Linked DNA regions of Homo sapiens: region 1 is linked to region 2. A link is an interaction called in ENCODE POLR2A ChIA-PET data of the cell type or tissue named here. Cell type or tissue: endothelial cell of umbilical vein. All regions are shown on one strand. Links, peaks and the distances in the headings refer to the core of each region. The heading gives the core; the rest is flanking DNA. Region 1 holds the start of TMEM54 (transmembrane protein 54). Region 2 holds the start of AZIN2 (antizyme inhibitor 2).

Region 1 (14,734 bases), core at 3,334-8,333, 190 kb after region 2:
CTGGTACAGTTGTGTGTGATGGCTTTACTTACATGGAGGAACAGTTCTTAAAATCAGGGAGGGATGGCAACCTTCTTTAAATTGAGGAGGGGATGCACAAGGACTGGCAGCCTGAACCCACCTTCCCAGCTAAGCAGCCCCCTGGGAGCCCCTGCCCTGGGGAGATCCAGCTCCCAGCTAAGTGCACGGGCCACACCTGGTTGTTAAATGTACCAGGAAGATAATTGCTATTTGTATTTCTCTGGATAGCTTCCAATGAACTTTCATATCTCGCAAGTCATTGATGGCTCAAAAAATCTGGGAAACCTGGAAAGAAAATCATTATCCCCATTTGACAGATAGGGAAACTGAGGCCCAGGAAATGGCAGTGAGCTGCCAGGATATCACAGTGAGTTGATGGAGGATAAGGAACTAGAGCTCAGACCTGGAGTTCTTTCCAGAACCTCAGGCCAGCATGCAGAGGGGTGGAACAGAGGCCAAGGCTTGCCAGGTAGCTGGCACTGATGGACTTTGGCCACATGGCAATGAGGAAAAGAAGTGGCAATAGCTTCAGACCACTGAGGTTGGCTGACGGCTGGGAAATTATGGTCTGGAGAGAAGCAGGTGGAAAGTTTTCCTTCCTCAGAGGTCCCAGAGGGCAGGCACACTCCTGGGGACTGTGGCTCTCCCCACCCCCAACACACACACACTCAGAAGTCAGGAGCAGCCTCACAGTCAGACAGGTCCAGGTTCAAGTCTCAGCTTTACCACCAATATATGTTGTAGGGTCTTTAAAAAGTCCTTTACCTCTCTGGGCCTCAATTTTCTCATCTGTAAAATGGAGTGATTATCTTTAATTCTGTGTTGTTCCAAGGATAAAAGAGAATCATCATCTATGCATCTGGAAACAAAAGCATTTAAAAGGTCCCCAACCTAATTCCAGAAGGCTCCAGCAGGGGTTAGAGTAAAGAGGACTGCCTGACACTGACTGATAGAGAAGCCACATCCATGCACACACATGAGGTTTGACATCGGCTTTGCAGTGACCACCTGTGCTCTCCGGGGCAGCCCCTGGGAGATGGGCATTGGCATCACAAGCTGTTGGTGGAATGAGGGCAGGGCAGTGGTGATGAAGGGGCCCTTCCTTTCTTTTTATTTTTTCTTTTATTTTCTTTTTTTTTTTTTTTTTTTTTTTTTTGAGACAGAGTCTTGCTCTATTGCCCAGGCTGGAGTGCAGTGGCACAATCTCGGTTCACTGCAACCCCCGCTTTCCGGGTTCAAGGGATTCTCCTCCCTCAGCCTCCTGAGTAGCTGGGATTACAGGCGCCTGCCACCATGCCCAGCTAATTTTTGTATTTTTAGTAGAGATGGTGGTTTTGCTGTGTTGGCCAGGCAGATCTCGAACTCCTGGCCTCAAGTGATCCACCTGCCTTGGCCTCCCAAAGTGCTGGGATTACAGGCATGAGCCACTGCGCCAGGCCGGCCCTTCCTTTCTTTTCAACAAAACCAAGGCATGAATTCATTCTAATACTCCAACTTCAACCATACAGCCATGTGTAAAACAAAAAGCAAAATCCTTCCCGTCACTCTCCTGCATCGCTCTTGGTTATCACTTTGGTGCCATTGCTTGCTATTAGGAACAGTTTGTCCACAAACACCATTAGATGCATGCATATCTTTGCACTCTGGTGCGTAGGATAAAGATCTACAAATGGAATTTCTGGGCCACAGTTACAAGTGTCTGAACATTTTTTTTTTTTTTTGAGACGGAGTCTCACTCTGTCACCCAGGCTGGAGTGTAATGGCCCGATCTCGGCTCACTGCAAGCTCCACCTCCCAGGTTCACGCCATTCTCCTGCCTCAGCCTCCTGAGTAGCTGAGACTACAGGCGCCCGTCAACACGCCGGCTAATTTTTTTTTTTTTTTTTTTTTTTTTGTATTTTTAGTAGAGACGGGGTTTCATCGTGTTAGCCAGGATGGTCTCGATCTCCTGACCTCGTGATCCGCCCACCTTGGCCTCCCAAAGTGTTGGGATTACAGGCATGAGCCACCGCACCCGGCCACAAGTGTCTGAACATTTATAATATGAGTAAGTACTACCCAAATTGCCCTACTAAAAGATTGTCTGAGGACATCAACATTCCGATGCCAGCCCGATGTCTTCATAAACTGCCCCCATCTTCCCTTCCACCTGACAAATATGTCTCCCCACCCGGAATTCCCTGCACATTATCCCCCTTCAGACAGCAGGTGACAGGGAAGCAGCTCTGCTGGGGGGTTACCAGATGGGATGCCCCGGGGGGCTTCCTAGGAGAAATGGCTCCACTTCCTCCCATGGTGTTAATGCGTTCTCCAAACTCCAGAGGCTCTACATCTGACCCAACTGCCCAACACACACAGCGCCGCAGGTGTCAGCACAGGTGTGCAGAAAGACACACAGACAGTGGACAGCCCCCAGGACAGGCTCCAACCAAGCACCCAGAGACAGCCAGCCAGCCCCTGACCTCTGGGACACTGCCCAGTGGGGTAAGTGGGGCAAGCTGTGAACAGATGTTGCCCAGTTCCCATAGTAAGTGCCTCCAAGGACCGAAAGAGCCCAGGGAGGTGGCCACGGTGTGGCCACTCTACAGAACTTGGGCACAGAGACCCAAGGGGATTCCAGGCTCCTGCCTACTCCACCACTTCCAGCTGGTGGTCTTGGGTGAGTGGTCTGTGGTCTCTGAGCCCAAAGGTGCAGGAATGGTACCTATGCCAAAGGGATGCTGAGACTAACAAGGGACCTCACTGGGGTCCATCCTGACACATTAAAGGGCTCAGCAACCCAGAGCAGTACTAATAAAGCTCCTACTATGTGCTCTTGCTAGGTCTACACTTTGTCCATACAGACAGTCTGGAGAGTTTCCAAAGCGTGTTGTTGTTGTTTTGTTGTTTTGAGATGGAGTGGCGAGATCTCAGCTCACTGTAACCTCTGCCTCCCGGGTTCAAGCGATTCTCCTGCCTCAGCCTCCAGAGTAGCTGGGATTACAGGCTTGCCCCACCACATCCGGCTAATTTTTGTATTTTTAGTAGAGACGGGGCGGGGGGGGGGGTGCGGGGGTGTTTCACCATGATGGCCAGGCAGGTCTCGAACTCCTGACCTCAGGTGATCTGCTTGCCTAGGCCTTCCAAAGTGCTGAGATTACAGGCATGAGCCGCCGCGCCCGGCCGAAAGCGCTTTCTTACCTAATTTTTGTATCCTATTTTGTCTCACCACGACCTTCGGGGACAGGAATTATCCCTGATTTTCCAAGGACGGAACTGAAGGCCCTCCCGACTAAGAAGGAGACTTAAAGCGCCTTTTTCAGCGTGGAAGACAAGACTCGCGGGCGCTAAAGGCAAGCGCAGAGAGGGGAGGCGATTTGCCTGAGGTCACACAGCAGGCAGGGGCAGACCCCAATCCCCAGCAGCTCTTTCACTGCCCCTGCTGCCCCTCTCCGTCCCAGCCTTGGGCCCGGGGGCTTTCCGCCCAAGAGCCACACCCAAGTCACGGTAACCACAGCTACGCCGGCAACCCCCAACTTGCCGCGGGCCCGCGCGGGGCGGCTCCTCAGAGCCTCAGTTTCCCTTTCTAGAGCGGGCCCGCCGCCGCCGGTGGGCTGAGGGAGGGCGGCTCGGCGCCGGGCGGGCCGGGCGGGGCGGCGCCTGACTCAGCGGGCGGGCCATGGGCTGCTCAGCCGGTCCGACCGGCCGGGAGGGGCACGAGCCGCGGGGGCGCTGCGGGGCCGGGCGGCCCGGGGGGTGACGGGAAGGGAGGCCGGTCCGGCGCCGCCCAGCCCCGGGCTCCGGGCGGGAAGTGGGCGAGCGCGACGGTGCGGGGCGCGCGGGCGACGGGCCAGCGGGATGGGAGCAGGGTCCCCCGGCGGCCCGCAGCCTCGGGAGCCGCGCTGAAGCCGGGGGCGGGACCAGCGCGGAGCCGACATGTGTCTGCGCCTCGGTGAGCGACTGGGGGCGCGCGGGAGGCCCCGAACCACCCCAACCCTCCCACAGGAGCGGAGCACTGAGCCCGGAACCCGAGCCCCCAGGGGGCCAGGCCACCTGCTCTGCCTCTAACTTACTACGAGGCCGGGGTCGGGTCACTTTCCTCTCTGGGCCTCAGTTTCCCCAGCAGTGAAATGGAGGGGAGGAGCGCTGCGGGTGTCTTCTCGATGTGGCTGTAGCGTCTCTTACCCTCGCCCTCTCTTGCCTTTCCTGCGGAGGCGCACGACTGCCCTCGGGGACCCCCGGGTGGGCGGCAGAGGAGACGCTGGAGAGAGCAGCCCCATCTTACCCAGAAGGGACCCCGGGGCCAGGCCTCAGCTTCCCCACCCTTACAAGGGGCTCCCACTTACATACTCTCCACTCTCCCGAGGCCAGGAAGGAAAGCCGTGGGCAAAAAGGATCAGCAGCGGGGGAGCGGGACTAATGTGCCCCCTCCTTCCACTGCCTGGGCACGGTGATGCTGCTTGTGGGCAGCAGAGTCCTGGGGCATCCCCGCTGTCTAGCCGAGAGACCTTGTGAGCCTCAGTTTCTTTGTCTGTAAGAGGGGGACAGTAGTTCCCACCTCCTAGGACTACTATGAGGATGAGGGCAGCTTCTAAGAGTAAAGCGCTTAGCACCTTGCCGGCTGCGCTGCTATGCGCTCCCACAGTGGTAAGACAAATGAAGCCAGCTGGGCTTCATCTGGGAGGCAGCACTCTGGGAGGCCGAGGCAGGCGGATCGCTTGAGTCCAGGAGAGACTAGCCTGGCCAACATAGTGAAATCCGTCTCTACAAAAAATTTAAATAAAGAAAAAAAAATTTAGCCCGGCTACTCAGGAGGCTGAGGTGGAAGGATCACCTGAGCCCAGGAGGCAGAGGTTTCAGTGAGCCACGATCAGGCCAGTGCACTCCAGCCTGGGCTACAGAGTAAGACCCTGTCTCAATCAATTTAATTTAAAAAGTCAAGGACTGCTCCAGGCTCAGTCCAGTGCTCCAGGCACAGCCCCATGCTGGCACCGTGCCTCCTCTTTGACCAAAGTCTTGGTCCTGGGATGCTGTTGTTATTGAGTCCAGCCCTCAGCTGGAAGGTAGACACCGAGCTCCCAGGTAGGTGGGTGGAGGGGGTGAGGTGGGTCAGGCTCCTGCGCTGAAGCTGCCATGCCCCTTCCTGCTTGGCTGGCAGTCCATCTTCACAATGCTATTCCAGTCTCATGGTGCCTGTCCAGCCCATCGTCTGCCCTCTGCTTCTGCTAGACCTGGTTCAGCTCCAGAGGGTCCTGCAGTCTCCAGGGGTCTCAGACACTGGCTGGACCAATGCCTCCCCATTTTATAGATGTGGAACTTGGGGCCCAGAGGGGAGGGGCTGGTGCATGGTCACACAGCAAGTCTGTGACTGAATAGCCCCATCCCTTCCTGCTCCCTGGGGACTGTCTCTTGGCACAGCTTCAGACAGATGTCCCAGAGCGTCCAGTGTAGAGATTTCATTTTTTTTAGACGGGGTCTCTGGCTCTGTAGCCCAGGCTGGAGTGCAATGGCACGATTATAGCTCACTGTGGCCTCCACTTCCTGGGCTCAGAAGATCCTTCTGCCTCAGCCTCCTGAATAACTGGGACTAGAGGCATGCACCACCATGCCTGCCTAATTTTTTATTTTTATCTTTTTGGTAGAGATGGGATCTTGCTATGTTCATCAGGCTGGTCTTGAACTCCTGGCTTTAAGTGATTCTCCCACCTTGCCCTCCCAAAGTGCTGGGATTAGAGGCATGACCACTGTGCCCAGCCTCTTTTTTTCTTTTTTTTTTTTTTTTTCAGCTGCAGAGCTACCGTATATTAAATATGACCAAACCGCTCTACCACAGATGAGGAGAGGGAGGTCTAGGAAGGGACTCAGAGTCACATCCCATCAGAAGCAGCTAAAGAAGGGGATGTTTAGTTCTAGGGCCTGACCACAGTCTTCAAGTCTCAGAGCTGGCTCTAGTGAGGGGCTGGCAGGGCCAGGGGGTGTGGTGTGTCTCCTTGAAGGCAGAGCTAGGACTTATGGGCAGATTTCAGACAGCAGGTCGGGAGCCGGCATGTGCAGGTAGGGCTGGGCAGCCACTTGGCCACTGAGAGCATCTGAATGAGTCCCAGTGTTCTTTTGATCCCAGCTTCCCCCACTCACTCCATCCTGCCAGGTTCCCCCTGCACTGAGAGCTTGCTTTTCCCAGTACCCTCAGGGTACACCACACTTTCCCATCCACTTCCTCATGGACCCACTGAGAGACAAGGTTCTTCTTCCCATTTTACAGATGGGGACATGGAGATTCAGAGCCTTGAGTTACCTCCCCAAGTCACCTGGCTCTGGGCAGTTCAGTTCAGCAGCAGTGTCAGCATCTGCTGTGTACCAGGCCCTATCCGTGAATCTGAGTACCAAGCAGGGCCCAATTCCTGCCCAATGAACTCTGGCTCCTTGTGGCCTGGAGAGTGACTGTGGAGCTCACCGTCGTACCCCAGGGCCTGGCACAGAGCAGACACTCTGTGAACATGTGTAGTGAACACACGAATCAGTGAATGGGTAGCTTAGTGGGAGGATCTCGAAGTCTAGAGCTAGAGACCTGAGCTAGCGCCCCCCACTCATGACCTTGAACACTAACAAGTGCTACTGCTAAGAGCTACCTGTGTGCTTGTCCAGCCTTAGAGTCCCAAGGATTCTCACAAAGGCATCCCGAACCCCTTTTATGGATGAGGAGACCAAGGCTCAAAGAAGACAAGTTACTGGCTCCAAGTCATTCAGAAATACATTTAGAACCCAATGTCCATCACTAGGGCCAGGGCCTCAGCTTCCCCTTCTGCCCAGCAGGATAAGCCCCACGCACAGCCCTGACATAGCTGTCCCCCACAGGAGGCCTGAGTGTGGGCGACTTCCGGAAGGTGCTGATGAAGACAGGCCTGGTGCTGGTGGTGCTGGGCCATGTGAGCTTCATCACAGCTGCCCTGTTCCATGGCACAGTGCTGCGCTACGTGGGCACCCCTCAAGATGCGGTGGCTCTGCAGTACTGCGTGGTCAACATCCTCTCTGTCACTTCCGCCATCGTGGTATGGCCAGGCTGGGAGGGTGGTTGGTGGGAGGAGGCTGGAGGGGGCTTGAAGGGTCTTCAACAGGTCCCCACCCAGAGCCTGTGGTGGTAAGCAGACAGCCTCAAGGACTAACCCTTTGTCTGCCACTTACCAACTGCCCAAGTCACTCAACTTCTTCATCTATCAAATGGAGATGGTAACAGTGTTTACCTCTGAGGGTCCTAATGGGTACTGATGAGATCATCCACACAAAGTGCTTAGCAGAGTGTCTGGCATGGCATGTTGTTAGCACCCACTACTGTGAGCTAGGATGATTATTACATCGAGGAATAGCCACAGCACCACTGGACAGAAGAAAGGAGCAGGAGGTGAGCTTGGGAGGGTGCCGGAGGGTTTCACAGAGTGCAGGCCTCTGACCTGGGTATTGATGGATGAGCAGGAGTTCACAGACAGGCTGCCATGACCAGAACCTACATATTGGCATGCTGAGGCTAGCATAGGCAGGAAAGGAAGCTGAGATGGCATTCCGAGTACAGAGAATGGGAGACGGGAAGGTTGGAGGTGGAAATGACTAAGATCTGTTCTGGAGATTCTGAGAAAACCAATTTGGCAGGAGCTTAGCATTAGGCCCGGTCTGTAGCAACTGCTCAATGAATGGTAGCCACGGTTGTGACCAGATATCAGTACCTGTTTGACTAGCACATGAATGGAGGGGTCTGGTAGTCTCAAGTTTCTAAAGCTCTTTCTTGCCGGTCAGCACAAGTGGCCACAGCCTCGGGGGAAGATCCTCCCGCACATCAGTGTCTGAGTTCCATCCCTGCCTTCTCCTGGCTGAGGGACTTATTTCTCTCTCTAGGCCTGTTCCTCCCTTGCAAAATAAAGCTCAGACAGCCTGCTGGCCTCAAGGCTTGGGAGAATGGGAGTCATAGGTCCCAGCAAGAAAGAGAGGCTCTGTTGGTGGGACAGGGCTGGGATGGGCGGATGTGTGCAGGGTCCTTGGAGTTCCTCTAATACTGTTGTGAGGAAGGCAGGGAAGGCAGTGAGCTCAGGGCGAGGAGGTCCACCAGGATGGACTTTGAGCTGGACCACTTCAGCCTTCCCCTCACTTACTCGGTTAATCCTCACTTCTCCCAGCAACTGGGGGCCATTATTATACCTGTTTCACAAAAGAGGAAACCAAGACTCAGGGATTCACCCAACCTCCTGCTGATACACAGAAGCCAAACCAGATTGGAAACTATTTGTGTCTGACACCAAAACCAGTGTCCTTTCTGTCAGCTCATCCTGCAGAGTGGGGCTAAGCCCACAGAGATGAGGCACTCTGTTGTGGCTCTCATGTGAACTAAAGACATGCTAGGCCTGGAACCCAGGACCCCGTCATACCACCTGCCTCAGATGGGTCCGGCCCAAGCCTGGTCCAGTGAGGAACATCAGGAGGAAGGCTGGCTGGGTGGACCCCAAAGATCCAGAGGGCAGCTGTTGGGCTGAACTGTGGGGTAGCCCCACCCCTTGGGATCGAGGCTGGTTAGGGAAACGTGTGCAAACCTGAGCAGGGCTTGCAGGATCCACACGGGCAGAGGAGCAGGAAGGTGAGAGGGTGCATGGGCAGTGTCCTGAGCAGGCTGTGTATGGGCATCCACATCCAGAGCAGTGAGGGAGGAAGGTAGCCCAGGTAGGGCTGAGAAGCCAACAGGGTTGGGGCTGGGATCTGGTCACTGAGAGCCTGGAATCATTGAAAATACTCCCAGAGATTTAAAATTCTACTCCATAACATGTCTTGGTTTGTTTCAATGTAACAATTTTGATTTTAGTTCCTTGCTAACTGGGTTAGTTTCTTCCACAATCTTTTTCATTCCAGAAAGGGGTGTCCCATGCATACCCTGGCATGCCCCGGTGGCCCCAGGATACATGAACCTGCTTGAGACACAGGCTTAGGAGTGGGGACTCATGGAAGGTTGTAGAGAGGGAGTGACTGTTTTAGAAACATCATGTCAGGCTGGACTATGAGGAGGCAGATGGAGATGTGAGGCCCAGGCTAAGCAGCAGGTGAGGGGTGGGGGAGTCTGGAGGGCAATGGTTGGCGCCGGTGAGATCATTATCCCAGAGTGGCCCTGATCCCCCTGCCCCTGTTCCTCCAGCCAAGGAGTCAGGGCTGACTTGAGCCTTCCCTACAGGTCATCACTTCAGGCATCGCAGCCATCGTGTTGTCACGCTACCTCCCTAGCACCCCCCTGGTACGTGGTGCCTCCTGGGATGGGGCTGTGAGGGAAGGGTAGGGGCAGCAGCCACCCGCCAAGGGCCTGGCCTCCTTGGAGAGGGTAAGGCTGACCCTCAGGGAGGCCAGAGCTGCCCATGGGGGCCAAGCACGACGCCCATTGACCAGTGGCCTCCCCCGTCCAGCGCTGGACAGTGTTTAGCTCGAGCGTGGCCTGTGCTCTCCTTTCTCTGACCTGTGCCCTCGGCCTCTTGGCCTCCATCGCCATGACCTTTGCCACCCAGGGCAAGGCACTGCTGGCTGCCTGCACTTTTGGGAGCTCTGAACTACTGGCCCTCGCACCTGACTGTCCCTTCGACCCCACACGCATTTATGTGAGTACCTAGGCCTGGAGTAGGGGCACCAGGCCCTCGCACGGGTGGGAAGGGCTCTTGGAATCCACCCTCCACCCCCAACTCCAGCCAGCCATCTCTGCCCCATGCCCCGCAGAGCTCCAGCCTGTGCCTCTGGGGCATCGCCCTAGTGCTCTGCGTGGCGGAGAACGTGTTTGCTGTACGCTGTGCTCAGCTCACCCACCAGCTGCTGGAGCTGAGGCCCTGGTGGGGGAAAAGCAGCCACCACATGGTAAGTTCCCTCCACAGCCCTGACTCCCCGAATTTCCTGGGAGCCCCTGCCAGGGTGCCCAAGCTGCTCTGCCCCACCCCTATGTATGGGCCCCCACCTTGAGAAATGGGGCAGAAGTTTTCTCCCCAGGAGCAAAGGGAGAGGCCTGGAGGCTGGGAGAGGTGAGATCTCCCAGCAGAGTCACACAGCTGACACCTGGCTCTCCTAGGGCCCAGGATGAGTCTTGAGGGAGGGGCAGGGGTGTCTGGGCTCGCACTGAGGGCATTGCAAAGGTCAGGCCTGGCTCTTGCAGTGGAGTGGGTAGTGATGCCCCTTTGCCCCCAGAGAGCCTTCCAGCCCTCACCTCCTTCCATTTCCCGGATGTCCTGGAGGAGGAGACCCAGGCTGAGAACCAGTGGGTCTGGCAGCCTCCTGTGTCTCTGCAGATGCGGGAGAACCCAGAGCTGGTGGAGGGCCGTGACCTGCTGAGCTGCACCAGCTCTGAGCCTCTGACCCTCTGAGAGATGATGTCCTGCCCAGGCCCGATGGCCACTAGGACCCTGCAAGCAACTCTGCTCTGTGACCAGGCCAGGATTCCTGGAGCTGGCCTGAGAGGGCTCAATGGACCCTCGGGGACCCAAGTGGGGCTTTCAACCCTCTCCCCCACCACCCAGCCCACTGCACTGAAATGAGACTTTATTCTGAAATTATTAAAAAGAACAGAGATGCTCCATTTGGCTGCATGCAGGGGGGGCGGTTGGGGGGACAGAGGGGAGGACAGGGGCTCAGCCAGGGGGACCGTGTCTCTTTCCCACGCAGGACACTGTGCATGGGGCTCTGGGTGCATCTGCCCATCTGTCTATGGGCCTGTGTGTGTGTGAGAGGCCAAACACAGAGAGCTCCGTGGGTCTGTGTGTATCCAAGTGCTAAAAGGCAGGCTGGCTTTCTGGGGCCCACAGCTGGCGGGCTAGTATCCTGGAAGGTTTCACTTGGTGGCTTGGCCTAGGGACCAGCAAGGGCTGGGGTGGGAAGGGTGGCTCAAGGAAGCCTCTTTCTCCAACTCCACACCCCTAGAATCCTTCTCTCCCCTCCAGATAAAAAGTCTCCTCCCCTGGGCATGACTCCCCCCACCCCGCAAGCTGAGACCTGCAAGAAGGGGACTGCCCCTTTGGGGGAGGGGTCGGGCCTTGGGGCTGGTGGGTGGGTAAGGGGGCCTGACTGAGGGGCAGACCAACCCAGCCTGTGTCTCTATTGTTGCCTCTGGGATTGGGGGGTGCTAACCGCTTACTTGCTTTGGCCTGGGGGTACCGCAGGGTTCCCTTTTCCGGAAGCCCCCCACAGGGCAGACCCGGGGAGAAGGGCTTCCCCAATCTGGCCCCCAGCCAGAATACACACAAGGGAGTGGAAGCTAAGAGCCGGGAGGGGGCCGGTGAAGGGAGGGAGGAAGGGGAACCTGGCTCCTCTCAGAACTGGGAGGCGCTGCTGGGGTCGCACTGCAGCAGACGCACGATGGACGGGTCGCTTTTGGCCCCGCGGATGAACTCCTCCAAGGACAGCTTGCCTGCAGGGCGAGGGGAGCGGTGATGGGGGAGGAGGCGGCAGCCTAGCGAGGGGAGGCGGAGCGGGAAAGGGAGGCAGGGAGGGAGGGAGGGAAAGGCGCCCGCCCCGTCCACCCCGTCCCGCCCCTGCCCCTCACCGTCGTTGTTTGTGTCCATTTGGCGGAAGATTTTCTCAGTCCTCTTTTCCGGGGTCGACTCGTCCTCCGGCATCTTCATCACGGACGAAACCATCTTGTAAATGGCCTGGGGGCGGGAGGGGAGGCGGGGAGTGAGAGGAGCCTGCCCGAGCCCCCACCCGCAAGATTCAGAGGCGCCCCCGGGCTCTCTGACGTTTGCTGCCCCCGCCTGGGCAAGGTGGAGTGGGGAATCACGGAGGCGTGGGGAGCCGAGGGCTTCGGGAAGGCGTGTCCGGGAAGGCCTCCCAGAAGAGAGGGCTATCGGGCGGGCCCTGCCGCGCTCCCTTGGAGGGCTGGGTGGGAAAGGAGCAAAGGCGCCGCAGGTGGAAGCTCCGAGCGGGCGCAGGGGTCAGGAGAGATGTTGGAGGACACCGGGGCCCGACAGTGGAGGGCCTGGAGCGGCGGGCTCAGGAGCGCGTGCCCCGGGGCACGCGCGTCGGGGGTAAGTACCGGGCTGGCACCCGGGCCCAGGGCGGCCCGCGCTCGGTGGTCGAAAGGGGGCGCCGGGCCAAGGGGGCGGCACTGCGCTGCGGGGCCGTCTGCTGCCGGCAGGGGGCGCGGCGCGGGCTGGAGGGCCAGAGGCAGCTGGGCCCAGAGGGGCGGGGAACAGTATGCAAATGAATGCAAATGAGCATCTGCAGCGGGCAGGGACCGCCAGGCTTGGCTAGGCTGGGCTGGGCAGAGGGCGGCAGCCGCCACGTGCAGTAGCTCCCGAGGCGACGTGAAAGAGAGTTCTTGCGCTAAATGTACAGAGCACGTAGGGCTTGGCCTGTAGCCTGGGTCGCAGTGCCTTGGAGCTCAAGGACCGAACCTGTCTCCTCAATCTTCCAGCTTTACCCGACCGACACTTCCTCCAAGAAGCCTCCCTTCTCCCATCCCATAAACTTCTGCTGCCTCAGATCCAGCTTCAGCCTCCACACTGGTCTCTTCCAGCCTCTGTCCCTCGGGTCTGTCCCCCATGCTGCCTCTGAAAGCTCTTTCCGAACACAGATCTCCACTGTTACGTCCCCAGCCTGCACACCACCCCCTCACTCCCGTCACACACAGGCCTCCTCTTAGGCCCGCCTTGCACCCAGCTCCTGCTGCTGCTTCCCACTTCTCCTTGGGGCTCAGTTTACAAGCTGTTTTCTTAGCGAGGTCTTCTCCAACCCAGGCTGGGTCAGGGTGCATATGGGCCCAGAGCCTGGCGGACTTTTCCTTTGCAGACATCTCTCCAGAAGTAATTATGTCTTTGCAGGGTTGTTCCTGCAAACATGGACGTCTAGCTAATGCCCATATCCCCAGAACCTGGGACCAGGCAGGGACTTCCCTATTTAAAAGCCATTGGCACTTCCCACTGCCCTCTGTACCAAGTTCAAACCATTCAGCCCTTGGGATTTAAGACGCTTTACAATCTGTCCACTGCTGACCCTCCTCCATCAGGTCTCCCCTGGCTGGGTGATTCTGCCAACAGCCAAACACCCCTGGCCCTTCAGATTCTCCAGCATTTACAGTCTTTGCCTGGAATAACGATACTAAGTACCACTTATCAGGGGCCCGCTCTGTGCCAAGTACTTCACATGCACTATTTCTAAACCTCACGCAAGCCCTGAAAAACAGGTATCATGATCCCCATTTTCCAGATAAGAAACTGAGGCTCAGAAGGAAATTGATGGCAGAGACTCGATTTGTACCTGTTCCCTCTTAGCTGCTGGAGGGATGCTTGGGCAGTGTGGGGTGGTGATAATCAGCAGGGCCTTTAGCATTAGACCCGGTCTGTAGTAACTGCTCAATGAATGGTAGCCACAGTTGTGACTGGATATCACTACCTGTCTGACCAGCACATGAATAGAGGGGTCTGGTAGTCTCAAGTTTCTAAAGTTAGATGGACCTGGAGTGGTGTCCTGGTTGAACTACTCACTAACTGTGTAGCCTTGGACATATATGTATCTGTGAGCCTCAGTTTCCTCAGATTAAATGAGATTATGTGTGAGGAACCGTGGCTGGCTAGAGTGGGTGGTCAGTAAACAGCAGCTCATATTATAGTCATTATTCATCCTCCACATCCTCAAGTCTTCCCTGCCACTCAGTAGTCCCCTGGTTCCCAGATGACACCTTTACACCCCTGTCACTGAGCTTGTCAGTGTGACCTACACATCTGTCTCCCCCACCAGAGTGGGAGCCCCAAGAGGCGCAGTCTCTTCCTCTCCAGTGTGTCCATTACCTGGCAGAGGGCTGGGTCTTGAGAAGAACTGGGCCAGTGACCAGTAACCCTGTGATAGCCTTCTCCTGGGCCTCCTAACTAATTGTCTGGAATTGCTGCTTACTCATGGTTTCATGGGAGCCAACTTGTCATTAATCAGGCACTGGGGCTTGCAGAGCTCTGTGTGCACCAGCTGTCTGGGGCCCCCGGGCCGCCCTAAAAGAAGCCAGGGTCTGGATAGCAGAGGCCACCAGAAAGGGGTCCTGAGGATGCCCAGGGAATGGGTCTAGCTTGACTGACACCCGGGCGTGGTGGCTCCAGCAGGACTGGGGTTTACCAGTACACACCAGTGCAACACACTAAGTGGTAAAATGCCAACATTCCTTCAGATAGTCAGTACCCAGCTGCTGTCCATGTCCGGGTGATCCTCCACCATTCTGGCCACCTGGCCCTACCATCAGGACCCCCAGATCCCCCTACCATCAAGCAACTAAAGAGTCAAATGCCTGGCTCACAGGAGTCCATGGCAAACATTAGGGCTTTCCCCTCTCTAGCCATAGGTATGGGGAGGGCATCACATCTCCACCTGGAGAGAAGACCCAGACCTTAGCAAGAGGAGAAGCCAAAGTCAAGAGTCCAGCAGTGGCTGGGGCAGCAGTCTGTGGAGCTGAGGGACCAGAAGGGAAAGGATTCAGAGATGCAGAAGGAAAGGGGGCAAGAGCTTGTGCAAAGCTGCGTGACAGGATTAGTCAGGGCACATTTCAAAGATGCTGAAAAGGCCCTTCTGGCTAGAGCAGAGGATGTGCAGAGGAGAAAATAATAACAGACAATTGCTAATGTCTACCAAGTACCAATTATATGCCAAGCCTTCCGCTCAAGTCCTTATCTCACTCTATCCCTGCAATAGCCTTGTGAGGCAGGGGATTAACACCCCCACTTTACAGGTGAAAAAATGTGTAAAGCCTTAG
Region 2 (14,734 bases), core at 4,288-9,287:
TCTTCGCATTTTCAAGCAGGTGTCTGCAGGATTTCAGTGACACTCCAAACTTTAGGCTCAGGCAGCTCAGGGAGTGGGAGTCATCGGTAGCAATGCACAGAACCATCCTGATGAGACACGCAGTGCCCCTCTGCTGGACAAACCCTGTCGCCCCACCCCAGCCACATCTCTCAATCAAGGGCTGTGAGCTACATGGCTCAGAGCCACCCAACCCCACAGGCTCCCTGACCCCTCCCTCTCCCTACACAGCCAATCAACCTTCAAGTCCTGTCCAATCCATTCTCTAAATGTCCCTGACCCATTCCTGCAGCCCCTGCGCCCTGGTCCAGACCTCACCAACTCTCCTGGGGCAGCTCCAGTCCCTCCAAATCAGTCTCCACACCAGTTAGAGCTTTCAAACTTGTCGTGTATGAGAGGAACCATTTTTAAACAAAGCCTTAAGGAGAACCCATTAATACGATGGAAGCTGCTTTGGATGGACTGGAGTGGCCCATCACCTGGCCACCCCCTTCACCCCAAGGCCCCTCCTGGGAAGTCCAAGGGTGTCCAGTAATCATGTAAAAGGCACAGCCAGAGCAAAACGTCCAGCCCTGACCCCTTCGAAAGTCCATTTGCATCGGCTCCCCGCCCCCGACCAGGATCTCCTTCACCCCCTACACATAGCATGCGTCAGCCACACTAAGTTTCTGCTTACGCTTGAATGTCCCATGCTGTTTCCAACCTCAATGCATTTGCTTACGCAGTTCACTATTTATGCCCCCTCCAAATTCTATTCATTCCTCAAGGCCTGCTTCAAATGCCACTTCCTCCGTGGAGCCTTCCTGACCACTCCCTCGACTCTCTCAAGCCTGTGACTTTGGCCTCCATAACACATGGGTCTCACTCTGCCTAGGGCTTTAACCAGTTATTTCTGCCTTTGTTCTAGCTAGACCCTAGCATCCTGGGTTCAGTCCAGGAGTACCTGCCCCAACCTCCTGCAACTGTGGCTGGGTCCAGGACAGGGTGACCTGCCCCAGCTCCACCCCCTCACCCCACCCCCCCCTTCACTCTGAAGCCCAGCCTTCCCTCAGCCCAGCCTCCCCACAGCCCAGCCTCCCCACAGCCCAGGCTCCCCACAGCCCAGGCTCCCCACAGCCCAGCCTCCCCATGAGTGGTTCTCAGCTTACTTGGCACTGGGGTGGCTCTTTACCACCTTTGCCAGCTCCATCTCATTGTCAAAGCTCAGCAGCTGGATCCCATGCTTGGCAGCATATTTGATCTGTGCAATTTGCTTACAGGGGTTGGCGCAGATGATCTTACTGGCAGGGATTCCAATATGCTGGACCAACTCCATCTCTGCCTATGGGGCCCCAAAGGTGGTTGTAAGGAGGCACCAGGGCCTGCTAGCCCACGGAGCCCAAGGAAGCACAGATGAGGGCAAAGTCATAGCTATGCATAGGGAGGCCCATAACAGTGGGCCTTGCTCTAAGACAACAGATACATAGATATCAGGACTTACATGGATTCACCATTCTTTGATAAGCAGGGCTGCCATGTACAGCCATGCGGGTGGTACACTGAACAATCCTGGGGGTGGGGAGTTCCCATTCAGAATGAATACAGAGTAGATTTGTATATTTATTAAAACTTCCTGGCAGTAAAGCATCTCATTCTAAGAAAATCAGTATATTTATTATAACAATTAATTGTCTTAAGGAAAGGGTACATTTTCTAATTTACACAAAGGCATTATATGGACTCATGGTAGCCCTGACAACAGGCTTCTGACACATTTTCCTGGCAAATTTAAATGTTTAAATATTACTTGGAAAACAGTATGGAGGTTCCTCAAAAAAAAAACTGAAAATAGGACAGGGCGCAGTGGCTCACGCCTGTAACCCCAACACTTTGGGAGGCTGAGGTGGGCAGATCACTTGAGGCCAGGAGCTTGAGACCAGCCTGGGAAACATGGCAAAACCCCATCTCTACCAAAAATACAAAAATTAGCCAGGCTTGGTAGTACATGCCTGTAGTTCCAGCTACTCAGGAGGCTGAGGCAGGAGACTCACTTGAACCCAGGAGGCGGAGGCTGGAGTGAGCCGAGATCACATCACTGCACTCTAGCCTGGGTGACAGAGCCAGACTCCATCTCAAAAAATAGAACTACCAACTACCATATGATCCAGCAATCCAATACTGGGTATACATCCAAAGGAAAGGAAGTCAATATGTAAAAGAGATATCTGCACTCCCATGTTCAGTGCAGCATTATCCACAATCGCCAAGATACGCAAGCCACCTAAGTGTCCATCACAGATGAACAGATAAAGAAAATGTGGTCCACATACACAATGGAATATTATTCAACCTTAAAAATGCAGGAAATCCTGTCATTTGCAGCAACATGGATGAGCCTGAAGGACATCATGTTAAGTGAAATAAGCCAGGCACAGAAAGACAAACATGCATGATCTCACTTATATGTGGAATCTAAAAATGTCAAACTCAGAGAAGCAGCATAGAATGGTGGTTGCCAAGGGCTCGGGTCAATGGCGAGGGGGCAGTGGGAAGAAGTTGGTCAAAGGATACAAAGTTTTAGTCAGGAGAATTAAGTTCAAGAGATCTAATGTACATCATGGTGACTATAGTTAATAACAATATATGGTACACTTGGAAATTGCTAAAGAATAGACCTTAGGGGTTCTCACCACAAAAAAAGGTAAGTATGTGAGTTAATGCCTAATTAGCTTGTTAACCATTCCACAACGTATACATATATCAAAACATCATGTTGTACACCATAAATATATACAATTTTTATTTGTCAGCTTAATAAATAACAAAAGCACTGCTGGTGTATTAGAAAGTCCACCAGACCAAGGATCTTTTGGACAGAGATCACCCCACTCCAAAGGCCTACTCTGTGCACGGCCCTGCACTGGGTGTGCAGGGTGTGCGGGCTCAGCCCTGCTCCTCTTGGGGCCTCCTCTTCATCCCCTTTACTCTAGAACCTGTGGGCACCTGATTGCTGCATTAATGATATGAACAAATGATGATGATGATGATGACGACAGCAACTGTGTTCATTCAGCACCTACCACAAGCAGGCCCTGAATTAGATGGTTTACATCGGGTGTTAGCATACTTTTTCTATAAAGAACCAGAATAAATATTTTAGGTTTTGCGAGCCACACAGTCTCTGTCACAACTTCTCAACTGCCTTTGTAGCACCAGAACAGCCACAGCCAAAGCATAATTGAATGAATGTGGCTGTGAGTCAATAAAACTTCATAAAATTAGGTGGTGGACTGGATTTGGCCTTCCATCCGTAGTTTGCCAACCCCTACTTTGGATTCACCCTTTTATTCAGTCCTTGCCAATAACCCATTCAGATGGGTATTAGCTCCAATCTACAGAGAAGGAAACTGATGCTCAGAAGGGCTACGCAGAAAATAGGTGGCAGAACGAACTTTCGAACTCAAGTCTGACTCTCCACGAATAAACAAGAGAAGAGAGAGCCAGTTTTGAAACATGGTGAGAGGCATAAGAGTCATTTTTAGCCATCCTGATTTTGTAATAAGAGTCTAATTTTAATTTAGCAACTTTTCAGCACTAGATATTTATAAGCATTATTTCATTTAATCCCAATGACTATGCTATGAAATATTTACTGGCTACATTTTATGGAGGACAAAATTGAGTTCAGTGAGGTCCACCTGTCTGTGGTGACACAGCCAACCAGTAGCAGAATGGGACACAAAGGTCAAGCTCCAGAGCTGGGCTTGCTGCCACCACAGCTTGCTTCCCAGGGGCAGATGTGGCCTACCCCGAATCTGAGTGGATGTGGACCTGTGTTTTTGTTCCCTGCCTCACCACGTGAGGTGAGAGGAAGAAGCAGTGTTAGCACTTTAGCACTTTGGGGACCTGTGATTGAGCTTTGATTATAATTTTTTTTTAAATATATATATTTTTTAATTAGAGACAGGGTCTCACTACATTGCCCAGGCTGGTTTCGAACTCCTGGGCTCAAGCAGTCCTCCTGCCTTGGCCTCCCAGAGTGCTGGGATTACAGCTGTGAGCCAAGGCACTCAGCCTAATTATAAATATTTAAATAAGTGTTGTCATTCATTGAAGGCATATCCTATGCCAGTCACTGCATTAAGTATTTTATATACATTCTCATTTAACCTTACTAATAATCTTATAAGGTGGGGAACAGAGGCTCAGGGATGCTAAGTGATTTGTCCAAAATCACACAGCTTCTAAGTGGCACAGATGGGATTCTAACTGTCAGACCTTAGCACACCAGCTCTTAACCTCACTGCTGTAATGGGGAATGCAACCTCAATGCTGCACTGACGGGTATTTTTGAGCATCTATTGAGTTGCCAGGCTCTGTGATAGGTGTTAATAAAACAAGTGGTGACTAAAGCACATAGGGTCTCTGAGACCATGGAGCTTTCAGGTTGGTGGGAAAGATAGGCAGGGCAGTCCCAAATGAGCGCTGAATAATGATGGAATTACAAGTGGTTAAGAGCTGGGAAGAAAAAGTACGTGCTGCAAGAGACCTGGGTGTGAGAGGCAAAGGACAACTTCAGGGTTAGATATTTAAACTGAGCCCTGCAGGAGGCCTCAGCCAGGCCAAGAGGGAAGGAAAGAATCTAAGAATCTTTCCAGTAGAGGAAGTGGTCTGTGCAGAGGTTCTGAGGCAAGCAGTGCTGAGCACTTCAGCCTGATCAAGGAACAGAGAATGCTGCAGTGGCTCAAGAAGAGCAAGTTAGTGCAGTGAGGACGATGAGGTCAGAGGGAGAGGGGCAGAGCTGCCAAGGAAACATGTTTTACCCTGCATGTGATGGGAAAGAGTCTAAAGGGTTAGGAAGGGAAACGACATGGTCAGATTTGCATTTTAAATATAAGGTCTACATGTCTATCTGGCTACCTGAAGGAGGGCCCAAGGGGATTCTGGGGGAATAGACAGTGACAGTCAGTGGCTATCACCATCGCCCTGGGGGAGATGACAGAGCCAGCTCCAGAAAAGTGGGGAGATGTGTTCTGGAGGTGGGACTGGCAAGCTGGGTGATAGATTGCATGTGGTGATGAGGACGAGGACGTCAGAGGGAACTCCCACACCCAGCAGACTGAGGGGGCCCTTCATGACGGGGAAAGGGGACATCAGGAGCACATTTGAACATGCCGGGTTCCAGGCATCTCCTCGTATCAAGTCAACTGGATATATAGGTCTGAGCTGGAGATTAAAATGTGGGAAGCAGTGGCATATTGATGGTATTTAAAGCCATGGGAGGAGATAACCCTTCTTCTGAGAAGAAGGAGGGTTTACAAGACAGGGAGGCCTAGGAATTCAGAAGAATGCTACCATTTAGAGAGTGGCAGAAGATGGGGAGAGATGGTACCCGGGACCTGCAGAGGTGAGGATGGAGAACGTTTCCAAGGGATGGAGAGCAATATGCAGATTAGAAAGCTATTCCTGTAAATGCAAATCTCGTCTCACAGCGAGACATGTGTCTGGACAGGAAGGAGCTGTCTCAGCTATAAGAAGTGCCTGATGAGGTGGGGTCGAAGCAGTGTTCTCTTTCATCTTATACACTTCTGAAGCCTTTAAAAGTAGGACCATATGTTACTGTTGAGTCTTTTTTTTTTTTAAAGAATGCATTGCCAGTCGGGTGTGGTGGCTCATGCCTGTAGTCCCAGCACTTTGGGAGGCCAAGGCAGGTGAATCATGAGGTCAGGAGTTCAAGACCAGCCTGGCCAACATGGTAAAACCCTGTCTCTACTAAAGAAACAAAAAATTAGCCGGGCATGGTGGTAGGCACCTGTAATCCCAGCTGCTCAGGAGGCTGAGGCAGGAGAATCGCTTGAACCTGGGAGGCAGAGGTTGCAGTGAACTGAGATCACGCCACTGCACTCCACCCTGGGCAACAGAGCAAGACTCTGTCTCAAAAAAAAATATATATATATATGGCTGGGTGCAGTGGCTTATGCCCGTAATCCCAGCACTTTGGGAGGCCGAGGCGGGTGGATCACCTGAGGTCGGGAGTTCGAGACCAGCCTGACCAACATGGAGAAACCCCATCTCTATTAAAAATACAAAATTAGCCGGGCATCGTGGCACATGCCTGTAATCCCAGCTACTCGGAAGGCTGAGGCAGGAGAATCACTTGAACCCGGGAGGTGGAGGTTGCGGTGAGCCGAGATTGCGCCACTGCACTCCAGCCTGGGCAACAAGAGCGAAACTCTATCTCAAAAAAAAAAAAAAAATACTACATATCCACCAAAACCATCCTGGTGATTATCTATGGAGACATAAAGCTGATGTCCTAGTTTCTTTTGGGGTGAATGAATCAATGTGTTATTTGCATGTATTATTAGTTCACAATCCATGTTTAAAGTAAAGTGCTCACTGGATGTTGGTAAGTGCTCACTGGGGATGTTGGTAAGAGAAAATTCTTTGGAGTAGTGAAAGTGGAGGCTGGGAAGCAATGGCTTAAGGAAGGAGTACTGAAGGAAAGAAAAAATGGGGGCAGACAGGCAAGTGCAGACAACTTGGTTGAGTTTGGTCACGAAAAGAGAGCAAGGGATTGGGCTGGAAGAGGATGTGCTGCCCAGCAAAGGCTTTTTAAGATGGGAGGATGCTGAGGGAGACAGAGGGCAAGCGATTGGGACAGGAGAGATGATACAGTGGTCCTCGGGCAGGTGGCTGGGTAGACCAGAGTCCCCGAGCAAGCTGTGGCCCTGGCCCCCGTCCAACGCATGTCTGTCTGCACATCCAGCCCTAGCTTACGCCAGGCCCTTGGTCAGTGTCCACTAAGGCACAACGCTGTTAAGCATGGCCACCCACTACAGACGACCAGAAGAGGGCAGCCTTGGCCTTCCAAGAAAAGCTGTAAGTCGGGGAGCCACCTCTCCAGAAGCGCACCAAAGGGTCTGCATGATCCCATCACAGGGAGGGGGCTTAAGTCTCTCCTCGCCCCTGCAGTTGGCTGAGGGCATCCATCACTGGCTGAATCCCAGCTCAGCCATCCTCTCCCCAGCCACCTTGGAAAAAACAGAGTCCAAGGCAACTCAGCAGGACTCAAGCTGCCACCACCCTGATGCGGAACCTCCATCTCTCATTTCCTTATACGTTAAATGTGTCCTCACCAGGCTACGGTCAGAATCCCCATTAAAAAAAATAGTAATTACCTCACAGGGCTGTTGTGAGAATAAAATGAGATCGTGTACAGAAAACACTTGGCAAAGTACCTGACACAACAGACACACTCAGCAAAGGGCAGATGCTTCTCCAGTCCCCGCTGTCATCAAGGTCTCTCTCAGCCTTAACACCTCACTCTGCCCTTTCTTCTACAGAACCAAGCTCCTCCCCCTGGGGTTCCTGAAGCAGAAAACTCTAGGCAGTGGGGTTTGGTCCTGTTCTTCACCCTAGACCTCGGGGACTGAAAGGATCCTGCTCCTTTTCATCCCACGTGGAGGCCCAGGGCACCGCAGGAAGAAGTGGGAAACGAGGACGTCCTGGCTCTGCTACCCACAGATGGCTGACCCCATGGTTTCCTCAACTGTAGAACGGCAGTCTCTCCCACTGTGTGCCTCACAGAGCTTCGTGGAAGACATGCACAAAACGAGGTGTGCAAAGCATGAACTAGCCCAAAGATAAGAGGAAGCACCTCATCTACCATGAAAGGCATTAACATTCGGTCCCTGCTACAGGTTAACCTGCTCATTCTGACCATCCCGGCCAAGTGCACACCTCTCCCCAACCTGGAGTCGCTCCAGCCCTGTCATCCTGCCCAGGACTCCAGGAGTCCTTTCTAGAACTCTCCTCACAACATCCAGCCATATTACGCAACCATTACTAACCACCAAGAAAATAGTGCTAATGACAATATCACAAAGCAGTGCCCACTGGACTTGCTCCCACCTCAGGGCCTTTGCACCTGCTGTTCCTGCTGCCTGAAATGCCCTTTCCCTGGTTATCTACCTGGCTTGATCCCTTGGCTCTTTTGGGTCTGTATTCAAATCTCAGTGAACCATTCCCTGGCCAAACTATCTAAAAGTACAATCCTCTCTCCCAACATTCCTTACTTCCCTTTCCTGCTTTCTCTCTACAGCATTTTCCATCTAAAATACTAAATATTTTCTTTATTTCATCTTTTTTTTTTTTTTTGTAAACAAGCTCCATGAAGGAAGGGCTTTTGTTGTTTTATTTTGTTCACTGCCAAATCCCCACCTAGAATAATGCTTGGCCTCAGAAGAGATGCCCAATTAATATTTGCTGAATCAATAAATGAGATACTTTCAGCTCTACTTAGTTGAAACTTTATAGCTTAAATGCTTTTATCTAGCAAGGACAGAATAGAAATAAATAAACTAAGCATTCAACTCAAGGACAGCAGTCTATCAATTCTGTATTGCTAGCCCTGCCTAGCACAGTGACTACACGCTGTAGGAGTTCAGTAGATACTGAATGACAGTAGATAAGTAAAGTTAATCTAAAGTGGCTATGCGCGGTGGCTCACGGCTGTAAACCCAGCACTTTAGGAGGCTGAGGCGGGTGGATCACCTGAGTTCAGGAGTTTGAGATCAACCTGGCCAACATGCTGAAATCCTGTCTCTACTGAAAATACCAAAAAATTAGCCAGGTACGGTGGTGTGCACCTGTAATCCCATCTACTCGGGAGGCTGAGGGCAGGAGAATCACTTGAACCCGGGAGGCGAAGGTTGCAGTGAGCCAAGATGGCAACACTGCACTCCAGCCTGGGTGACAGAGCAAGACACCATCTCAAAAAATGAAAAAAATAAATCTAAAGAGAGCAGGAGGGAATGAAGACAACAGCAGAAATCAAATTAGAAAGACAGAATTGGTGGCAACAACAAAACTACAAGGACTAGTTAAGAAAATGCACCGCCACACATTATTATGATTATAAAAGGAAAAAGAAAAGAAACCAACAATATGGAGACGCTTTTGTTTTAATTAGAAGAACATCATGTATAGCTCTGTGCCAAACAAATTTGCAAATCTCCATTAAAAAGATGAGCTTTCTACCAGGGACAAAGAAGATTCCAATCTGGAACTTCAAGGCTGACAAATTCCATGCTCGTTTCTCCCTCCCTCATCCCTTGAGACCCCTCCTGAGTGGGTGGTCTTCCCAGAGGGCAAGGACCAACTACAGGTACCTCTTGCTCCCCAGAGCCCACCTGGACTAGCCTGGCCATGTGTGTGTTCAGTGGGCATGGAGGGTCAGTGCACCGTGCGGGCAGGGCTCACCTTGTTGGCACAGCTAAAGCCCAGCCCCAGCTGGGCCAGAACCTTCAGCACACCTGGGCTGCTGTTGCACTTGACAGCATAAAAGGGCCGGACTCGTGGCAGGCACTTCAGAAAGCAAAAGTGCTTCCTCACTATGGCACCCAGGTCAGCCACGAAGAAGGCAGCTACCTCGTCCTGAATGACAAGAAGTGGATGAATGTGAGACCCCATCCAGCTCGCACCCTGTGCATGCCATCCGTGATCCTTCCAAGTACCTGACCCAGGTTCAGTACTGGCCACAGAGCTACCCTGCTGCTAAGTTTTCTGGGCCTCCCCAAGCCTACAGGGCAGAAGGCAAACTCCTCAGCCTGGCATTCAAGGCTCTGATCTAGCCCCAATCCCTCCCCTCAATGCGGCTAAAACTCCAGCTGTAGGCTGGATCATTTTCCCACCTTCAAACCTTTGTTCCCACCATGTCCTGCAGAATACCCTCCCCACTCCTGTGTCTGGCAAAATCCTTAAAGTTTCACTCAAATGCCACCTTCCCCAAACCAATAAGGCAACTCTGCTTTTAAATGCTCCCACTGCATTTGCATATGCTTCCAAGGTATCAGAACTGCATATGCATCTGTCCATTCTAGAAAAGGGTAAACTCCCTAAAGGCAGAAGCTATGACCTACAGCTCACTGCCTTCCAAACACAGGTGCTCAATGAAGCCTTAAGCTAGTCCCACTGACACTGCAACCTATCCCTATGGACAACTGTTCATTGTAGATGTGCTAAAGGCCAAACATGTATGAGGCTGTGGGTGAGACCACATTACTTAAATGTGGAAGGGACCCTTCCAGAGTTGCTTCCCTGGGACTCAGTTTCCCTTTCATGCAACACTTTTTTACTCATGCCCACTTGGTGCCAAACGTTATGCTAAGGGACAGAGATGACCAAACAGTACTGTTGTTCTGAAGGAGCTTGGGTCTGGAAGAAAAGGAACCCCTTAAGTACTTACAAGTCCATTCAGCAGATGTTAGATGGCAGTTTCTACAAGGTGCAATGCAGGGGCATGGAGAAAGAAAATAGAAAATCTGCCTGGGGCGATCAGGAAAGGCAACACTGATGAGAAGCAAGGAATGACTAGAAAGGGGTAAAGAGGGGAGAGGCTGAGAGAAGGATGCTGCAGGCAGAAGGAACAGCCTGGGCAAAGGCATGGTAATAGCATCATTGGGCACACAGCATCATTGGGAAATGCAAATTGAGTCATTCAGCTCCGAAGGAGCATAATATATACTGTGGGGAAAGCTGGGAATGGGGCTATGGAGGCAGGGAAGCTCTGACTTGATCCTGTAGGCAGTGGAGAATTGCCAAATTCAGATTTTGAACAGGACTATGATACCTTTGGAGGGGGTGGCATGAGACCGGGAGATCAGGGGGCCTTTGGAGAGAGGAAGACTGAACTAGAAAGCGAGGTTCCACATAAGCACACTGGAGGCTTATTTAAGGAGGCAGAATTCACAGAGCTTGGTAATGCCTAGATGTGGGCGGTGAGGGAGAGGGGGCAGCAGGAAAGGAATCCCCCGTTTCTGACCTTGGAGGGCTGGGTAAAAAGGCAACATAGGAGGGGCAGGTTTGGGGGCAAGGACAAAGAATTGGGGATAAATTGAGCCCCTCTCTTGCAAATAGCAAGGATTGCGTACCAAATAAGCGAAAGGATAAGATGAGGGCCCTAGGGACCCTTCCTGAGGAGGCAGCTGATCTGTACAGGGGACCGGGGACCCACCCCCATTCCCAGCCCCTCACCGTGGTGGCCTGTGAGGCCCCCAGAGTGAGTTCCTTCAGCAGGTCTCGGGTACTGAAGCCCTCCTCCACCATCACAAAGTCCGATTCACTCAGGTAGCCAGCCATGCCTTGCAGGAGGAGCTGACGGGCTGGATGGAGCCGCTGCTGCAGCCGCCGCCTTAGAAAGTATGCAACACACTGCGGGGCGAGGGGAGATGAAGGGAACCGCTGGGGGGCCGGCTCTGCTGCCCCACTCGCCTCCCGAGGCCAGGGATCCCAATCCCGTCACAACCCGCCCCCAGCACAAGCCCGGGGTTCACTGGGCAAGGGTGGAGAAAGTCAAGAATCCCGGATTTCAGACGGAGACAAGGCACCGTATGCCCAAATGTCACTGCCTCTCCGAGTCAGTTGCTCCCTCTGTAAAATGGATGAATTGTTTTGGAGAGCCTTCCCAGTTCTGAAATTCTGGATTTCAGGAAAGAGTGAGAGAGAGATGGAACAGAAAATCTGAGAAACTTGGGTGGGGAAGTTTCCAGGGCGCCCCCAGTCTTGACCACGCCCACCTAGAGGGTAGCCGGTGGCCACATCAAGGCGTCTCAGCCTAAGAGCAAGAGCTTAAGTTCGAGTCCGCTCTCTACTGCTTGACCTCGGGTACCCTCTGACCCTTTCGGAGCCGCAGTTTCCCCAATTGTAAATGGGGGCTGGACTGATCCTGAGGTGCTAGAATTCTAGGCGTGCCTGGGGACGCCACGCGGTGGGTGGGGGCCGCAAGCTCCTGGGAGAGAACGGAAGGCCGAGGTTTTTTCTGTCCGAGTGACTCCTACAGAGTGCAGGGCTGAGGTCCCCCCAACCCCCAGGGCCCCTTACCAAACTCCGTCCTCCTTCGCGGGGGCCAGAGCCAGGCGCGCTGCTAGGGGGGGTCGCCGGTGACCTCGAAACTTGTGCAACACCCCGAGGAGGAGTGGCAGTTGCGGAGCCGAGGCCTCTGCTGACAGGAGGCAGAAGGGGCAGGGAGGCAGGTCAGCACCAGGGCGGAGGGCGTCCGCTCCCCGAGGCTCCCCAGGCCACTTTCCGCACTCGCCTTAAAACGCATTTACACGGCTTCGGCCCATAGGTCTCCCCAGGGAGTGAATCGGATCCTCGGCGCCTCCGCTCTCTCGCTTCCCCGGGCTCGGGTCCCGCGGCCTGCGCCCCGCCAGCCCAGCAGCCACAGACCCCCACGCCCCGCCTTCCGCCCGCCGCTGGCTTATATAACCCCGCCCAGGCCCCGCCCATAGTGCCGAGGCCCTACCTCCGCTTGGCCGTAGCCCTGGCAACCGGGTGCCGCCATCCCATTGGTCGATTCCGACATAAAGCATTCAGCTCTGCTCGCCCTTACTGTAGTCTTCTCCCCCGGAGGCCTGGCGGTGGCTACCTCACGCTGGAAGTCAGAACTACAGGGCCGCCGCCACGCAGGTGAGACACTTAGACCCTGCATCTTAGGTCTTAGAGAGTGGGCAGGACCAGGAAGCCTTTTCTGCCTCTGCCTCAACTTACTTCGTGGTCCAGCTCTTGTCTGCGTCAGGAACTGCTCACTCATCTCTCGAAACCCGGTTCCAATGACATGTCCTTGTATTACTTTTGTAATAAAATTCTTTTTATTTAATTGCCTCTTCCAGGCATCTTCCCCGACTCCAACTCAAAACGCATCTAAAATGTCTTCAGAGAACCTTTTTGTGACTTTCCCAGTTCAGGGCAATCCCTCCCTTTATCCCATCCTGTGAACCCGGCAAACTCTTACTCATCTCTCAATAGAAATGTGTCTCCTTCTCCAAGAAGCTTTCCCGGACTTCCTCAACTCAAAGCATTTCTTCTATACCGAAAGCTGCTGCTCACCCATCAAAGTCCTGTATAATGTCACCTCTGTTGAACCTTCCATGACTTGCCTGGCCCCAAGGAACACAGCATTTAGTCTGTCTGGACCCCTCACTCATTTGGTTCTTGTTACCCATAGCGTGAGATTCCTGTTGTTATTTTACACTTCTTGTTTGGTTACACTTTGCATCTAGTTTGTGATTTCCCAAGGGCAAGGACTGAATACCCTGCTCAAGAGCCTGGTGCCTGGCATAGACAAGAATGCTGAGGAAGATTCAATAGCTGTGTTACTCAAAAGCTGATATAAAAGTTCATCTGGAAAAGTAAGTGTACAAGAACAGTCAAGACACTCTTTTTGCCCAGGCTGGAGTGCAATGGCACGATCTCAGCTCACTGCAACCTCTGCCTCCTGGGTTCAAGCGATTCTCCTGCCTCAGCCTCCCAAGTAACTGGGATTATAGGCGCATGCCACCACGCACAGCTAATTTTGTATTTTCAGTAGAGATGGGGTTTCACCATATTGGCCAGGGTGGTCTTGAACTCCTGACCTCCAGTAATCTACCCGCCCCGGCCTCCCAAAGTGCTGGGATTATAGGCGTGAGCCACCGCGCCCGGCCAAAACTACAGTCTTTAAAACAGTATGGTGCTGGAGCAGGAAGAGACAGTGGTAAAACAGAACAGGGTCTACAACAGTCCCATATACATTGGAGATTGGTACACAATGGAGGCAGCATTTCAAATCAATGAAGCCAAAGGGCTTTTGGTCTACCATATGTCTTCATGTCCCCTGCTAGGCTGTGGGCTTTTTTTTTTTTTTTTCTCTTTTGAGACAAGATCTGGCTCTGTCACCCAGGCTGGAGTGCAGTGACATGACCTCAGCTCACTGCAACCTCCACCTCCCAGGCTCAAGTGATCCTCCAACCTCGGCCTCCCAAGTAGCTGGGACTACAAGTGCATGCTACCATACCTTGCTGATTTTTGTATTTTTTGTAGAGACAGGGTTTCGCCCTGTTGCCCAGGCTAGTCTCAAACTCCTGAGCTCTAGCAATCTGCCTGCCTCAGCCTCCCAAAGTGCTGGGATTACAGGCGTGAGCCACCATGCCCAGTGGGCTGTAGACTTTTTTTTAAATCAGAGGCACTTCTTGTCCCGCCTTAGTATCTCCCTAGGACACTGCACAACCTAGTTAGAACATGCTCAGTACACAAATGGTGTGGGGCAGGGACCAGAAGCAGGAGAGCCATTTTCTGCTCCCTACCCAGCTGGGACATATAATTGCTGGGTGTCCTTGGCTGAGTCACCCTAACTGGATCTGGGTCACTTCTGCCTGGCTTGATTTCCCCCTGTGAACTGAGAGGTTTCAGACTGATTTCTCTGGGCCCTTCTGCCTGGAACCATCTTGTTTTCTATGCATAGGAGTAGTATTTCAGGAGGCAGCTTTATAGGACAGTCATTTGCAGGACCTTTCTTTGAGATTAATAGTCATTTGCAACATAGTATGAGAACAAGTATCTACCAATCAGGAAGGGTAGATTAGGACGGCCATGGCAGAAACCCTAAAAGATTATACTGAGAGGGCCAGGCGCGGTGGCTCACGCCTGTAATCCTAGCTGAGATGGGAGGATCACGAGGTCAGGAGATCGAGACCATCCTGGCTAACATGGTGAAACCCCATCTCTACTAAAAATACAAAAAAAAATTAGCCAGGTGCGGTGGCGGGAGCCTGTAGTCCCAGCTACTCGGGAGGCTGGGGCAGGAGAATGGCGTGAACCCGGGAGGCGGAGCTTGCGGTGAGCCGAGATCACGCCACCGCACTCCAGCCTGGGTGACAGAGCAAGACTCTGTCTCAAAAAAAAAAAAAAAATTAGA

The links. Peaks named below come from ENCODE experiments on the same cell type or tissue, not always from the same donor. Only the 100,000 strongest peaks of a DNase experiment are listed, where the experiment ranks them.
Region 1: POLR2A ChIA-PET joins it to region 2 with 5 read pairs; 4 of 35 experiments call an interaction of 5 or more read pairs at or near these places.

The regions. Positions count from the first base shown.
Region 1 is chr1:32,890,441-32,905,174 of GRCh38, reverse strand. TMEM54 (transmembrane protein 54) reads left to right here and starts at 3,786. Exons shown (of 6, transcript NM_033504.4): 1 at 3,786-3,952; 2 at 6,856-7,049; 3 at 9,206-9,265; 4 at 9,432-9,620; 5 at 9,736-9,870; 6 at 10,296-10,580. The coding sequence starts at 3,937. The coding sequence ends at 10,370. LOC105378632 (a long non-coding RNA gene) reads left to right here and starts at 1,975. Exons shown (of 3, transcript XR_947161.3): 1 at 1,975-2,068; 2 at 2,343-2,505; 3 at 3,248-3,518. HPCA (hippocalcin) reads right to left here. Exons shown (of 4, transcript NM_002143.3): 3 at 11,546-11,651; 4 at 10,529-11,410. The coding sequence ends at 11,313. RefSeq lists silencers at 3,657-3,796, 12,003-12,182 and an enhancer at 9,161-9,759. In endothelial cell of umbilical vein, for the core only: no CTCF peak of the experiment used is centred there; no DNase peak of the experiment used is centred there; H3K4me3 peaks cover 1,113 bases.
Region 2 is chr1:33,078,655-33,093,388 of GRCh38, reverse strand. AZIN2 (antizyme inhibitor 2) reads right to left here and starts at 12,236. Exons shown (of 12, transcript NM_052998.4): 1 at 12,095-12,236; 2 at 11,881-12,001; 3 at 11,577-11,788; 4 at 11,035-11,211; 5 at 9,262-9,435; 6 at 1,167-1,339; 7 at 1-107. The coding sequence starts at 11,139. LOC105378635 (a long non-coding RNA gene) reads left to right here and starts at 12,393. Exons shown (of 3, transcript XR_947163.2): 1 at 12,393-12,468; 2 at 13,062-13,190. RefSeq lists enhancers at 434-1,091, 8,794-9,293 and a silencer at 12,015-12,274. In endothelial cell of umbilical vein, for the core only: a CTCF peak has its summit at 6,843 (motif pointing right); a DNase peak (open chromatin) is centred at 6,848; H3K27me3 peaks cover 192 bases.